Regions from separate parts of the Mus musculus genome. Here region 1 is linked to region 2. Evidence: chromatin loops called from intact Hi-C (ENCODE). Cell type or tissue: heart. All regions are shown on one strand. Links, peaks and the distances in the headings refer to the core of each region. The heading gives the core; the rest is flanking DNA.

Region 1 (8,336 bases), core at 25-8,024, 51 kb after region 2:
ACATGTAAGAATGATCATACAACTCTAATGTGTCTCATGCATGCCTGGCCCATATCAGATGCTTAAGGAATGCTCAGTTTCCATGGTTTCTAAAAATTTCCTCCAAAGTCCAGATTTACGGAAGTTTTATCGATAACATGGTTTGAATATATGTCACTTCCACCCCTCCGCCTTGCACCCACCAAGAATTCATGTGACAGAAACTTAACTCCCAATGTCACACATTAAGAGTAAATGGAATTGAGGTCCTTGAGAAGTAGTTAGGACTGGATGGAGTAAAGAGGATGAAGCCTGATGATATCAGTAGGTTTATAGGGCAAGGAAGAGAGGCCTGAGCTGGCTCACTTGCTGTGTCTCCATGTGATGCCCTTGGCCACAGGATGCAGCGAGTGGGACCCACAGCAGGTCCCTATCAGACACTGTTCTTGGCGTCTCAGCCTAGACTCCAGGGCCATAATCTAAACAAACCTCCATTCTTTATAAATTATCTGGGGGTTGGAAAGATGTCTTAGTTTTAAAAGTATTAGTTGTGTTTGCATACAGCCTGGGTTCAGTTCCCAGCACCAACACAGATGCCCACAACTGCCTATAACTCCAGTTCAAGAAAATCTAACACACTCTTCCAGCCTCTGTGGGCTCCTACACACACATGGTACATATAAATTCATATAGAATATACTCACAAACATTAAGTAAATATTCTTTAAATGATAAGACAATTTAAATTGCCTTGGCTAGATGTTCAGAGTAACTGAGACGTTGACATTTTTCCAACTGAAAGTTTCATTTAAGCTAGGTAAGTGAAACAAAGGATCCTTGGTACCACACATGCAATTCAGCAGGAAACAGTTTCCAGCAAAGTACACATAAGTAGCTGTGTGCAGCAAATGGCTGAGGATCAAGGCAGAAAATGTGTTTTAAGGATGGATAATGAATTTGATTTCATTTTTACTTTTTCTCCTCTGGTTCATTCTGGTCACTTTCTTATTAAACTAAAGATTCTTATTAAACTATATATATATATATATATATATATATATATTTGCTAATTTTAAGGTTGAATTCCCCTGAGGATGGTTGAAGCTCTGTCAATATTTAGACAAACCAGTTTTCTAGCCAGAAATTGGGGTTTGATTAAACTGACAAAAGTTACCTTTTAAAAAGAATCTTTCTAAAGGATTGCAAATATATGCCTTTTTTTGTGGAGGCTATGTGACTACTATTTCAAATCCTTCCTGGGTTGGGATGGAATCAAGAGTAACAAAATGTACACATATTTCAGGGACGATATAGGGTGGGAGAAGCATCACTTATTGAGCCTCTTCTTATTTTGACCACTTACTATGTTGAGTGCTAATGACAGTGAATCATGTGCAGCGCATGACAACCCCATCCAGAAGGCTGGACCATTCCTTTACTAAGGAAGAAACTGAAGCTCACAGGCTTACCTTGTCTAAAGCTATTCGAAACTCAGATTTAAATGTGGGGACTTCCCAGTACTTCAACTTTCTCCTCATTTCTAGAGTATGTGGGTGAAGGGGGTGGACTATTTCAACATCTCACACACTCTATATGAGCATTAGACAGACAGATTTCTTTTTAAAGCAAAAAGAAAGTAGCTTTAATGTCATGTTATAGGACAATCCATTATCTTTCCTATACTCAAGATATATCAGCTATGAATTTCTAAAGGTGTGTCTGTATCTCCTTCAGCTATTGTCAACCGTGATGGTACTCGCTACAGCAAGAAGGGCGAGTATAGAACACACCAAGAAGACATCGATGCTTCAAACATTATAGATGACGATGTCAGCAGCGGCTCCACCATCGAGAAGAGCACCCCAGAAAGCTACATTTTGCACACCTACCTTCCTACTGAACAGCCTACTGGAGATCAGGATGACTCCTTCTTTATCCGGAGCACCTTGGCCACCAGTAAGGAGAATGGCATCCTGGGTTTTCCTCTAGCAGTTCTTTGACAGAATGCCAACGGCCTTCCTGAGTAACGCACACCCCAGGGTCTGTTTTCTGCCATCTCTAGACATCTAGCTGTGGGTGAGATCATTTAGGGAGTCCAGCTCTTGTTCCTGTCAGTGTTCCTGGTCATTGTGCCATGGCTTCTACTCCCCTTCAGATCCCCACCATCTTCACCTCTGAACCTCTTACCTTGGGATAAGGAATGCCATATTGGCAGGGTTTCCTCAGGAAGGTGCCGATTTTCTCTTGCTCCTAAGGATTTAACAGTGCCTCCGACCTGTTACAGAAATAATTTGTGGTGTTGCTTGTTTTATTCTTGTCATTTGCCATTTTCTTTAAGAGAAAACTGTTCTCTTAAAGTCAGGACTGTAGAGTGTATGCTCCATCAGTGCCTTAAAGGATCCATTCTTAGGATTCTGATTGTGTAATATCCATATTCTTAACCCTAATTTTCAAACCATGCTCCCCCCCCCCCCCCCGCCAAAGGAAGCAAGAGTGAGGGGTTTTCTGATCACCTTCTGTTGCTGTAGAGTTCTGGATTGCAGTTTGTGGGGGAAGACCCTAATGCAAGAGCATTAGGTATCTGTGGGCAATGGCAGGGGAGGCAGCCCATGCAGCATTGAGTGGCTGCAGGTTTGTGCAGATGAGCTCTGTTAGGAAGGTGCTCAGAGATTTTTATCTCCTCCACTTCCCTCTCTGCACTTCCTCTATGGTTTGTTTTAGAATGAGGTTTTAGATGGCCGGGCTCCTTCTGTGGAGAATTATTCACACCCAAAAAGGGCAGCTAAGCCTTCACTGAGCCTCCTAGTATGGTGTGGATTTTCACATTTCCTGGCTGAAACTCAGAGGGGTGGAACTCTGGCTTTTTCACCGTTTGGCAGGAACGTACTGGCTTGGGAATATACAAGATAGGGCCCTTGTCACCCAGAAGCCAGGAAGCCTCCATAGCACTCTGAAGCAAGCTGAACTCACTTAACAGTGTTTTAGATTTCTGTTATCAGGTTGCTGAGTGAGGGGGAAGGCTGATATGAACGGGTGCAGGATTCCAGTCATTCTCAGGAAATTGTTTGAAGCCTTTCCAAAAAATAAAAAAGAATCCCCCATCAGATTCCGGGGGTTCGGGGATAGCTCAATGGGTAAAGTGCTTGCCAGGCAAGCACATGAGGACCAGAGTTTTTTGATCTTCAGCATCTACATAAAAAGTTGAGCATGACAGTGTGCATCTGCACTCCTAATACTAGACAGAGACGGGGAAAACCTGGAGCTCACTGGCTAGCCAGCCCGGGCAAGTCAGTGAGCTCTAGCTTCAGTGAGGGTTCCTAGCTCAAAAACTAAGGTGGACAGCAAGCAGGATAACATCTTGATGTCAACCCCTGGCCTCTGCACATGCCTAAGTACACGGACTCCATCTATCCACATGAGGCAACGCTCACAAGCTTCTCACGCCCTCCCAGGTCACTTCCTCTCTGATGGTTTGTCACCTTGTTGTCTGTAGTGTCCTGGGAAATACCTCTCCACAGAGACCTCTGCAGAGCAGGCAGGTGACATTGCGAGCTATGTGCACCTACTTGGGTCCCCTGTCCTTTTGATGCAACCGTGTCTGACGTGCTTCTCATTGGAATGTGCAGTTTTGACAGATGTTGGCAAATACAGTAATTAGTGGTCTGATAAGGAAGCAGAACAGGTCTAACCTAAAGTCCTATTTCCCACCCCAAAAGAACATCCTCGAACAAAATCTGTCATGTGGAGATTGAATACAGCTGGAGTCCCAACCTGTGTGGGGTGGGAGTTTCACATGTACTTGAAGAGGGGTAATTGGCCAAATATATTAGCATCCTTAACCCATTCCCTAAGCACTGCTCCTTCCCCATCCAATCTGGCCAGTCAGTGAATCCATCTTAAGGTGCTAATTTTGTACCAGATCCATTCTAATACTCAGAGTCTCAGGGTTGAGCATGGCAGCACGCATCTGTATCCTAGTAACAAGGGTAATGGAGACTGGAGGTATCCTGCAGCTTGCTGCCTAACCAATTTAGCCAAATTCAGGTGCAGTGAGAGATCCTAGCTCAAAAATAAGGTGGACAGCAATCGAGGAATTTAATGTCAACCTGTAGCCTCCACACATGCACAAGTACACAGACTCCATCCGTCCACAAGGTACATCAGTTCAAGCTTCGGTGCTCTCCCAGGTCATTTCCTCTATGAATATCAAAAAAAGAAACCAGGGTCAGTGAGGTTTTCATCCATTCACTCCATATCATGTGTCTTCTCTGCTCCAGACACTGCTGAGGTTTATGAGGGTCAGAGGCAGATCGCCCTTCACGGGTACAGCATCCTAGCCCAGAAATCAAAGAAAGGGAGTGACCGAAGCGTACCTAAAACGCAGCTCAGGATTCGAGGGAAAAGGAGCTTTTGCCTTCCCTTTTTTAGAGAGCATGTGGCTTAGTTCTTTTTAATGGGTGTGGAGGAGAGGCCAGTTTGCCCACCAGTTTAAGTTTACTTGAATGTAGCAGGTAGCAAGAGAGCTATGCTATCTAAGCTTCTGAATAGAATCCTACCTTTTAAGTCCCATGAGGAGCTTCCCAAGGGCTTACTTATCACTGTTGGGTGGAGGGCTGAGACACAGTGAGAGGGAGTGGATGGAGATTAGCATGCAGGGGAGCAGAGGTCAAGAGCTGGGCTGGCTGAGGACATGGAAGAAGCTGTGCCTGGCTTAGCCAGCTCATTCTTCCCTTTAGGGTGCTCAGTGGGTGGCAACTGGGAAAACTAGCAAGAACAACAGGCTCTGTAGGCTTGGGTTATCCCACTGGCTGCTTATTATAAATGTTATTTTTGGAAGGATCTGCCTGGAGGTGTGTCATCAGTTCCTTCTTATTGGTCATCTGGAATTCTCTGGAATCAAGAAGCCTAAACTAATTTAGGAACTAGGCTCCTGCCTTGGACAGCACTACTTCCTGTCTTCTGGGTGTAAAGTGAATAATTTGTTTTCCATCTTACATGACCTTACATGGGTGGGGCAAGTTGAAAACTCACACCTAGGCTGACACTTCTTTCACTGTCTCCTCTCACACAGCTCCACTTAGGAAGGTGATATCATGCTCATTTTGTCTTCTGTATGTCCGTTTTTTCTTAGCTCATTCTCTGGGGTACTTCCAGGTAGGGGTCAGAAACTATGCATCTTCAGTGCAGTTTTCCACAGGAGGCAGTCTGTAGCCTCTTGTGGGTGCCTTCCTGGGAGCCTTGTAATTGCCTTCTCTCTCTGCTTTCACTAACGTGACCTTTGACATTTGTTATATGTGATGCTCCCATTCTAAACTGGAGTTCGCATGGAACCCAGTAGGTTCTTCATGGTATGCAAGAATCACCTGCAGTATGTGAAGACCATAACCTAGATTTTCAGGGAAGCGTTTGAACTAAAACATTTTCTTTCTTAAAACCCCAGCTGATTCAGACAATGATCCCAATAGCATTTGCTATTTTGTTACTATGGGGGAACATTCTGGAAACCAATCCAACTTAAAAGTCAAATGAAATATTTTTTTTAATTACAAAATGTTCTTATTATCTTCTCTCTAACTTGAATAGAGTTCAACAGTTCTTTGCTTTTGTCATCTCGATATGGGGAAGTGATAGACCCTGGAGAAAGTTTTATCTACCGACAGCATTTTAGGTACACACCCTCTACAAAATTCTTGTCCAACTATAAAGTTTAAAGTTGTGCTTATGAGTGTGGGTGGAGCCTTGAAATGCCAGCTGTCACAGACTACCTGGGTGTAATGCTGAACAGACAGGAAAGATACAAGCATCCTCAAAGAATGTCTGAAGATAAATTAACGGAAGCCACTGTCAGCTCTGCTGCACTGAAGACCTCCGGGTTGTGGCTGAATGACGCCATCAAGAGAAAAGGAAGTCTCTCTCCATCAGAGTTACTTTGCTGCTTGAGTTGGCTCTGGACATGATTGAGAGGGGTTGAGTAGAAGACCAAGAAGCACTGACTTCATGCCCTAATCTGCCTTGTTGATGCTGTCCTGAGATTCTGCTAGATAGTAGGAGTCTGGAAATATAAAAGTGGCCTCAACTTCCCTTTTGAAACCCTCATTCTATAATAAATAGAGATATTCTATTAGGACAGAGAACACAGGTTTCATATAGGTGAATCTCACTAAACACTATTTTCATAATTAATCTAGTTGCCTCAACTGTGCACTCAAAAAGCCATGCAGCAGCTCAGAAACAAAATAATTGGATATGGTCTTGGTTTGGTAATTCACAGTCCACAACTCAGACTCAGGAGCCCACAACGAGTGCAACTACAGGTAAACTCTCATAATTTTTTGCTGATTATCTGTCTTCAGTGAGGTGTTAAGGAGGATAGATGTTCTTATAGACAGCATCCTGGCTGACATCAGGTTCTGATATCTTCAGTGGCCACAGAGGCCTGTGAAAAAGACCAAGTGTCTCCTACATGCCTAACTTTAACTTCAAATTAGTTTTCCTATGTTTAGGAAAGTCATTGAAGAGATGACCTCATAAAAGCATCTACTGACCAAATGATCATACCAATAAAAGAAACAAGTAATGGTTAATGAATAAAAAACATAGACTTTAAAAAAATATTTTGACACTGAAAACCTTTTCTGAAAACACCAAGAAATGGCATAACCTGTTGCTTTATATCAGTGTCTAGGAGCTACAAATAGGCTCTGGGGATATGTGGTCATTAGCTCTCAAGTATTTTGACCTGGTAGCTTTGCCCTAGGGGGTTGGGAAAGGCAATCAGCCTATAACATCAGTTCTTAACCTGTGAATTGAAACTTATTTGGAGATAAGACCCTTTCACAAGGTTCACCTAAAACCTCCAGAAAGCACAGATATTCACATTATGGTTCATAACAGTAGCAAAATTACAGTTGTAAAGTAGTAACAGTGAAAATAATTTTATGGTTAGGGAACACCACAACATGAGGAACTGTATTAAAGAGTTGTAATTAGGAAGATTGATAACCACTGGTTTCTAATAATAGGAGGTAATAGGGAATTCTTCACTTATTAACCTATATTGACAGATATTAGGACCATATTTCTTAATAGGCATTGTCTCTGCAGAAATGGGGAAATAGATGTGTGTGTGTGTGTGTGTGTGTGTGTGTGTGTGTGTGTGTGTGTCTGTGTGTGTGTATGTATGTGTGTGTGTGTGCGTCCTTGTAATCAGCTAAGGAAACCCTGCTGATGTTCTTCTGGTTGCTCCATCACAATGATTAATATCATGCTGAGGTGGGTGGCTGCGGGGGAGTAATGTCAGTATAAGAAAAATGCTGATTGTATCTGTGCACTTTGTAGGACAAGTCATGGGAAAGAAAGGGGCTTTGTAACTGTGTTTCTTCTTGAATTGTTACTGGGCTTTTTTGATAACGGGCAAAACGAATCTCATTGATCATTGCATTTGGAATTTTATTGGTGGCTTCAGCTTTCTCTGCTTTAACTTATCCTGGTATTTTGGGTTCCTATTATTTCATATTCCTGTGTGCATTATGACGACATAATTGGCAATCTTTAGAGTATTCAAATCAAGTCTGTTGCTTTGGTCTTGGTGGAGTCATTGGATTTCTTCATTTCTTCTTGATATTCTTGGTTTACTATACTATTTTTTAAAATGGACTGCTCTTCCTTGCAAAGAACAATTTGACATGAAAATGATTATGGGGCATGTCTCTATGATATATGGGTCCTCTTTGGAGAGAGGTGGAAAGACCTCTTCTATGTCTCTCTTCCTGTCCCATTCTTGCTTGCATTTGAGATTCATGGGGTCACATGCCTGTGGTGACATGACTTCTGGCAAAGATATCATACTCTGAACTCCTAGGGAATGATATTGGTTGGTCACCTTCAATTGTGAAGAATATCACAGAGCTTGAGTTCCTAAGAGCTGGCCATTAAAGTCACAAATGGTTAGATTTGGAGAGGATCTTAAATGATTTACTTCAACCAACTTTTCTAATCATCTGATACTTTAATTCTAGTTTTTAGAAGAACATTCTATTTCTGAAGTTCTCACCATGGGTCTTAATTTGGCCTCATGGGAAAGGAGACAAATAAAGAATCTTTGTTCTAGCTTATAGACTGGAACTTCAGATAGTTCTCATGCAATCTTTGAGACATCTCTTCTGCCAATTGGACTTCACACAAGTGTCCAGCACAGGTTTTTCATCTTAAGATGAAAGAACGGACCACTTGTTATTTAAGGTTCCTCCACCTCTGACATTTTGTGAACTACAGTTTGGGCTCCTGAAAGAAACAGAACTTTTCTTTTAATTTCCTTTTTTCCGCTTTCTACCACTGATGTCAAGAAGAGGTGATTT
Region 2 (8,336 bases), core at 131-8,130:
TGAAGTAAATTATTTTAAGGATTATTGCTTTTATAGAGGTGCAAAGGAGAAAGAAGATGGATAAGACCCGGTGGCCTATGGTGTGAGTGAGGTGTTTAAAAAGGGGATAACAAGAGACCCAGAGATAATCCAGGAATTCCCAAGGACTAGCCTGACTTAGTCTATTATTGAAAATGAGTCATTTGTGGCACCAGGGCAAGCTGTCTCAACCCCTCACTGAACTATCGGGAAGAGACAGCCAGCCCTTCCCCTATGGGAGAAAAATCCTAATAATAATTTCTACAGAATTTGCATGTCTCTCTGCAGCTTGCAGCGCACTTTCAGTCAGCTCCCCCTTATCTTCTTCCACACACCTTTGGGCAGTATTGTTTACTGAACAAGTGCAAAGCACACCAACAAAGCAGGTCTGAGGTTGTTTTTCTTTCTTTCTTTCTTTCTTTCTTTCTTTCTTTCTTTCTTTCTTTCTTTCTCTCTCTCTCTCTCTTTCTTTCTTTCTTTCTTTCTTCTTTTCTTCCTTTCTTCCTTTCTTTCTTTCTTTCTTTCTTTCTTTCTTTCTTTCTTTCTTTCTTTCTTTCTTTCTTTCTTTCTTTCTGTTTTGTTTGTTTGTTTTTCAGAATCTTTTGTCAAAATGAACTCTCTCATGGTATTCTGATATAAAAAACTGACACACCATGTCATGCAGGCTGAGGGACAAGGGAAGAACATAGCTCACTGTGAATCTTCAGTTTGGCCTCTGTCCTTTTCTGAAGGGCTCCCAAAGGAACCCCGGGGTTCCACAAAACATCCTTCCTAGTAACTACCTATTTCCCTTCTTTCCTCCAAAGCAAGTATGACAAAAATTACTCTTCATTCATAATTCCCCACACTCACTAGGATGTTTAACCCAAGAGGTGGAGGCCTTTATAATTTGAAATAAATGGTCTCTAGGTCTCAAACAACAGAAAGGCCAGCTCTTTCCACCTACTGACAAATTCTAAAGTGCTTCTGTTCAGATGAGGCTGAGAGGTGTCTTCTCCGTCTCAGAAAGGCAGACCGTTGAGTCACACTGCCCTGCCAGGCACAGACTGGCTAGATAGTGGTCCAGTGATTTTTGTAGCCCGATCACTGCTATCGATGTCTTTAAACATACTACCATAAGGCTCTCCCTTATTGAAAAACCCACAATGAAGTTGTGAAGGGGCATAGCACTGTGAATTAACTAAATGCCACTTTTCTGCACTTGCATGTATATAAGACAGTAAACTTAAGTGTGTTTCACACAAAAATCATTTTCAAAACATTAAATGGCTCTCGGCTTTCTATAAGACTAAGTGCAAAGTTCCTTGAAGTTTACAACCTGGCCCCTTCAGAGTTCTCTAGTCATTGTTCTTGCTGCATACATTCAGACTCTTCATCTGATATAATATTCAAGCCATATATATATATGTATATATATATATATATATGTATATATATATATATATATACATATATATGTGTGTGTGTATATATATGTGTATATATATACATATATGTATGTATATATATCATACAAAATACACATGTGTACAAACATACATGCATAGACACATCCAGTGTTTAAGAGATGCAAGGCTTTCAAAGCTGTTCCTTCATTGTCAGTCCTATGAAGTGAACACTACTATTGAACCCGTTTTTGTATTCAGGGAAATGGAGGCATATAAAAGCTCTTTGCCTATCTTGAGGCCATAAAGTAGTAAGCAGCCAGAACAGGACTGAGAGATAGGTACTCTAGTTTTGAATGCCTGTTACTCCTCAACAAGAGAACTCCCTGCGGGGGACCTGTCCCAGCAATGTCTCAAGGATTCATTTTCTTTCCACACCTTGGCCCAAAGTATCATCTTTCTTGAGATGTCACATTAGTGTTTCCAAGAAAATATTGTGACTTCTTTCCTCGGACTGCAGGACTGGTGGCATCCTAAACACACACACACACACACACACATACACACACATACACACACACACACAGAAAGAGACAGAGACAGACAGAGACAGAGACAGACAGAGACAGACAGAGATAGAGACAGACAGAGACAGACAGACAGAGACAGACAGAGACAGACAGACAGAGACAGACAGACAGAGACAGACAGAGACAGACAGAGACAGACAGAGACAGACAGACAGAGACAGACAGAGACAGACAGAGACAGACAGAGACAGACAGAGAGACAGACAGACACAGAGACAGACAGAGACAGACAGACAGAGACAGACAGAGACAGACAGAGACAGACAGAGACAGACAGAGACAGACAGAGATCCTTCTCAGCAGATCACTTTCAGAAAACCCAAGCTTCATATGCAACCTTCAGAAGATGAATTCCCTTATGTAAAATGGCTCAGTATTTACATATAACCCACACATATTCTTCTAATCGCTGCTGCATATTTGTAGTACCTAACAAAGTGGAATGTCGTGTATTATATATGTGATACATAGCAGTTAAGTTGTGTGGTTCACAAAATAGTCAAAAGCAAAAAGCTTGTAGATACTCGGAACAAATGCAATTCTTACGAATACTTTTAGTCTATACACAGAAAAAGCTGGCTGAAAAATAAAATGATTATTTTTAATCATTTTAACAGTTATTAATTGTGTGTATGTGGCAGGCCTGTGACAGGTAGAGGACAACTTGCCTAAGGCACCATGTGGGTTCCAAGGATCTAACTTGTCCCATGCTTGGCAGCAAGCACTTTATCACTGTGCCATCTTCCCAGTCCTAGCTGTAGTTTGCAGTATATTTTATACTGCAGCAGCCACTGGCTTGTGTGGGAGCTAGTGCCTAGACCAAACCAGGATTGCTTCTCTTGAAACCCTCTGGCACTCATTACGTGCTTGATGAATAAATGGATGGACAGGTGGCTGTGTACATTTCTCTCACTTTCTCAGTTTCTTTCAGTAAATCCCAAAATATCATTTTCCTTCAGAAATTCTGGCATGATTCATTCCGGGTCCTGCCCTGGCCATGCCTTCTGTGTTTCTCATTCAGCAAGAAGTCCACTCAGATTTAGTTCACATTAAAAATAAACAGAGCTTTTGATATCCAAATTGCAACTTGCAGGGTATTAGAGAAGATAGGGAATTGCAATTTTACATACGATTTTCCCCGATTTTCAGCCTTGAGATTTCTCCCTTGAAGACTATGGCAAATGTGCATCCCTCTTTGAAATGTATCAAGATGTAAAGGGGAATTTGAATGTATTAAAGTTTGCAGCAAAGAGAATATAAAATGTAAACAAGAAAGAACAGTTAAATGTGTGAGTGGATATGGGGATGGGTAGAATGAGAGACGGGAACCATGTATGTGCGTCGGGATGGATAGGAAATATGATGAACAGATATGAGCTGAGGAGGGGTGTGAAAAGGATTGAAAAGTTGTGCAGGTGGGCGAATACAAGAATTGGTGGGCAGGTGTAGTATGGCTAGATTAGTGCATTTGCAGAAGGAAGATGGGTGGACAGAGGAATGGATGGGTGGATTGTGAGTCCGAGAAGGATTTAAGAAATTGGTAGATATTTTGAGAGCATGAATGAAATGTGTTGAGCACCCTTGGGTTTTCCCCGGATCAAAGATCAGATGAGCGGTTTGGACTTCTCTCAGAGGGAAAGAGGAAAGAACACTCCCACAAGTTCCCCACTTTTCAGTCCCCACCCTGGCCAGGAAAGCACTCTCCACTAGGATGGATCTCTCCCTCTCCCTCTCTCTCTCTCTCTCTCTCTCTCTCTCTCTCTCTCCCTTCAGCCTCTTTCTTTCTTCAGTTCCTCCCTAAGATAAGTCCAGCTTCCTCAGCTTCCTGGGAAAACCAGTCTTTCCCTAGCCAGGTTCCCAAGTTTAGTGGCAAAGGAGAAACTGGAAGATTTAACTGAGAGGGGCGAGGTCTTAGAACTCAGTCATTCTCCTTGTCCCAGGCAGCGCTTCTCATAGGCTGGTAGGCTGGGCCAGGGTAGGAAGCCTGTGGAGTGGCCCTGGAGAACGTGGGCGCACGGGGGCTGGGGGGGGGAGGGGGGCGGCCATTCTCTTCTGTCCAAGAGAGCAGGGCAGGAGTGCAGGGGCAGTAGCGAAAGCAGGCTGGTGTGTCTTTAAACTTCCGTTGGCTGCTTAGTCACAGCCCCCTCGCTTTGGGTGTGTCCTTCGCGCGCTCCCTCCCTCTTAGGTCACTCACTCTTTCAAAGCCTGGAATAAAAACCACAGCCAACTTCCGAAGCGGTCTCATTGCCCAGCAGCCCCCAGCCAGTGACAGGTTCCATTCACCCTCGTTGCCCTTCTCCCCACGACCCTTTTCCAGAGGCGACTAGATCCCTCCGTTTCATCCAGCACGCCATGGACAAGTTTTGGTGGCACACAGCTTGGGGACTTTGCCTCTTGCAGTTGAGCCTGGCACATCCACATCAGCAGATCGGTGAGTGGCCCGCCACCGCGCCTGAGGACTCCAGCTGGATGCCTCTGGGTTGAATCGCCCTGGGGAGGGACTGTAGTGAATTGGGCTAGCAAAGCAAAGCTGGGATTTGGGGCTATGCTATTGGAAAGAGTTTACGCCTGGGAAGTGCTGCTTTGGTGAAAGGAAAAGAGAAAGGGAGAAGAAAGTTTGCTGGGCAAGTTGCCCGCAGATTTTGGGCGAGGTCCCCATGCTTGCTGGAGCACATGGCTCAAAAGTAACTGTACTCTTGGATGCCCGCAGCCTCTGTCCCGACTAACAGGCTCTGGTGCTCAAGGGCTCCCCAAGCCTGGCTAACTGTGGCTAGGCAGGTAGAGGCAGACACTGGAACAGACCTGTAGAGCACTCCCCAAGGTGTGCACATAGCTACAGGCCAGAGATTGGGCAATGAGCTTTTCAGAAAGGAGCCTTGAAAAGCTGAAGACAGTGGGTCCCAGCTTTGACTAGTTTTCGGGGCTCTTAAAGTCAGCTTTGGTCACCAACGGCTTTATTTTAGCTTGTGGGAGTTTGAACTGGTTTGTGTGAGGCTCTGAGTGGCCTAAAGGTTCCAACATGGACCAAGGAGGACACATAACCGGAGCAATAATTCGACCAGCCGCGCAGTGCTTGCAGTCTAGGCAAAGTCAAACAGCAACAGGGTTCATATTTGCTGCCTGGCAGCCTCAGAGCAGGAGGGGACCTGTATCAGGGTAACCTGTGAACTTTAGCGCAGTCCCTAATATCCCATCTAAATGTGGTTGGTGACTTTGGTGGCTGTGGAGAGGAGGAGCTTGGGCCAAATATCCAGTATGGCTCATTTTCAAGCGTCCCCCCTCCTTTATCTATATATGAACAGATAATTCCACGAAGGCTTTGGTTATCATCAGCATAGTTAAATTTTCTTTGAAGAAGTGCCAGCTAGGTCATTAAGTCAGCTCAGACTTCAGTGAGTTCCTCTCAACAAGAATTACTAAATCCAGTTCTGGGGGTAAGGGGTGCCAAACTGGGTTTTTTTTTCTTTTTAGACATGGTACGTTGGGATTAGAAAATCGCACCTCCATTGTTGAATGTTAAATTTTGAATGCTGATGCAGAAGTAATGCAAATAATAATTGCAGTAGGACACTATTGGCCATTTGTGTGTGTGTTCTTTGCTGTGCTATGTTAGGTAATTCACATAAGCTATCTCATTTTATCCTCATGGTGATTTGGTGACAAATGCTCCCCCCAACACCTTACCAGTAGGGAAACAGAGGCTCAGAGAGGTTAGGTGACTTCCCCTAGTCACACAGCAAGGAGTGGGGCTGGGTGTGAACTTGGGTTCATTAAGTTCCCTAGCTTAGACTGCCATGGGATATCTAAAAGCAAGTGCTAGACAAAGTTGAAAAGACCTTCAGGGACAGTAACAGTCTAGCCAGCAGAGGCTGCAGTGGAGGCTCCCATAGGGAGCCAGAGCTCCTAGGATCCATTGGAAGGCAGAAACATTCAGGATGGATGAGGGAAGGACAGAGAGAGCCTGGACCTGACCTCAGAGGACAGGAGGAAGGTTGGCACACTGCTCCCACCTTTGTTGGGGCTGAGGAGCCGAACTCCCACATTTTCCTGGCCTGTCTCCCGGCTATTCTAAAAGGTCTACTCCCAGATACCTGTTGCCCTTCCAACCCCCCCTGGAGTCAGGTTCTGAGGCCAGCAGGCTCTCTTCTGCCTTGGGGTTTCTACCTTCTTGTTGTACAGTGTGGCTCCAGGACAAGTAGAGCTGGTGCCAGTAGCAGCAGCTCCATGGACCCTGGCTTTCACGCCCTTGTAAAGCCGATGAAGGAACTGAGACTCTGAAATGAGATGTGACTTAGCACAGGATGTGTGTGAAAGAGAAAGGGGAGGGAGAAGAGAGGCATCATGGTTGCCCCATTCTGGGAGTGACTGGTTTGGGAAGATGATGAGGAAGCACTGAGACCAGCAAAGTTGCTGGTGGTGGGGCTGAGGGTGGGGAGGGTGGGGAATGGAGGTGGAGGGGCGTTGGGGAGGGGTGGCGTAAGAGGAGGAAGCATCCATCACTGTGCTGGCAGTCAAACGGTAGAGAAGTGGTGGAGGCCTAAAGCAACTTCTCCCCCAAGGGAAGAAAGTGGCCCTAGACCAAAGGCAGAGGGGACAAGTGTCCACTTGCATCTCTCCTCTCCCTTTCCAAAGATCGTGGTTAGGAAACTGTACCTCTATTGTTGAGGAAGATGGGGTTCATCTGGGAGTCTTGGGACTTGGGGACAGCAGGCACCGTTCTGCTTCCTCTGAGCATTGGCAGTTAGAGTGTAGGCTAGGCCTTCCCAGGTGAAGAAGTAAGGAAGCAAGCCCTGTCCTTGCTGAAGTATCTCCATTCACTCAGTTACTCCCGGGTACACACAGAACATCTATTTCCTTCTAAAATACAGTGAGGAGTTAATGTGTTGGGAGACTCTGGCAGCTGAGGAGAAAAAAAAAAATTCTATTTTCTGCCAACTTCCCCTTACGCAGGAGGGGATGCTGGACCACACAAAATTCCTAGTCTATGACAGATCTCCTTCCATTCATTCCCTAAAAGTTTCCTGATTCACTGTCACAGACTCAAAAATGGGAACTTTAAAGATCACTAAGGAAAAAAAACCAACCCTTCTTTTCCCCCAGAGGAAGCAGACCATGGGAGACAGGGATTGGTGAGTTGCCTGTTCCGTTAGGGTGTGAGGACATCTTTGAAATACTGAAGTCTCTGGAGTACTGTGGGAGCCCCAGTGTTTCACCTGAAGTGGTGAGGAGGAAGGTGCGGTCAATCTGGGGTGTGGCATAACATTTTTAAAAAATATTTTTATTAGGTATTTTCCTCATTTACATTTCCAATGCTATCCCAAAAGTTCCCCATACCCTCCCCCCTCCAACTCCCCTCCCCACCCACTCCCACTCTTTGGCCCTGGCGTTCCCCTGTACTGGGGCATATAAAATTTGCAAGTCCAATGGGCCTCTCTTTCCAGTGATGGCCGACTAGGCCATCTTTTGATACATATGCAGCTAGAGTCAAGAGCTTCAGAGTACTGGTTAGTTCATAATGTTGTTCCACCTATAGGGTTGCAGATCCCTTTAGCTCCTTGGGTACTTTCTCTAGCTCCTCCATTGGGAGCCCTGCGATCCATCCAATAGCTGACTGTGAGCATCAACTTCTGTGAAAAATATGGAACGCTTCACGAATTTGCGTGTCATCCTTGCGCAGTGGCCATGCTAATCTTCTCTGTATCTTTCCAATTTTAGTATATGTGTTGCCGAAGCGAGCACGTGGTATAACATTTTTAACACTTTCAGTGCTACCTACACACTCATCACAGTTTTGTATTTTATGGCTCAATATATTCAGTTTGAGTTTAAGAATTATGATCACCATATCTTACCCTAAAGAAAAATGGTACCCAAGACAAACCTTTCTTGTTTCATATGACTCTTGAGCATTACTGAAAAATTAGAAGTACCCTATTTTTCATTTATTTATCTATTTGTTTATTTATATTCATTCATTAATTTATTCACTTTATATCCCGATTGCAGCATCCTTTCTCCTCCCAGTCTCCCCTCACATACTTCCTCCCCCATACCCCTTCCTCCTTCTCTGAGAAGGGGAAGGTCCCCCTGGGTACGAACTCACCCTAGCACATCAAGTTACTGCAGTACTAGGTACATCCTTTCCCACTGAGGCCAGATAAGGCTGCCCAGTTAGGGGAATGGGATCCACAGGCAGACAGCAGATTCAGGGATTGCCCCTGCTCCAGTTGTTTTTGAACACACATGTACACATCTGCTACATATGTGGAAATCCAGCCCATATTTTCTGGTTGGTGGTTCAGTCTCTGGGAGCCTCCAGGGGTACAGGTTAGCTGACTCTGTT

Evidence for each region. Hi-C counts contacts between places; a loop is a spot of excess contacts. Peaks named below come from ENCODE experiments on the same cell type or tissue, not always from the same donor. Only the 100,000 strongest peaks of a DNase experiment are listed, where the experiment ranks them.
Region 1: it touches region 2 in a loop (2.2-fold over the local background); 5 of 42 quality-filtered maps call a loop at or near these places.

What each region holds. Positions count from the first base shown.
Region 1 is chr2:102,846,614-102,854,949 of GRCm38, reverse strand. It overlaps Cd44 (CD44 antigen), which reads left to right. Exons shown (of 9, transcript NM_001039151.1): 5 at 1,714-1,935. Among named protein-coding and RNA genes, the nearest start is that of Gm23731, 47 kb to the left of the region's middle. In heart, for the core only: no CTCF peak of the experiment used is centred there; a DNase peak (open chromatin) is centred at 4,699; H3K27ac peaks cover 1,422 bases.
Region 2 is chr2:102,897,356-102,905,691 of GRCm38, reverse strand. Cd44 (CD44 antigen) reads left to right here and starts at 4,027. Exons shown (of 9, transcript NM_001039151.1): 1 at 4,027-4,424. The coding sequence starts at 4,346. It overlaps Gm23731 (a small nuclear RNA gene), which reads right to left and starts at 7,732; the gene lies at 7,626-7,732. In heart, for the core only: no CTCF peak of the experiment used is centred there; DNase peaks (open chromatin) are centred at 4,191, 4,671 and 6,161; H3K4me3 peaks cover 3,365 bases; H3K27ac peaks cover 1,702 bases.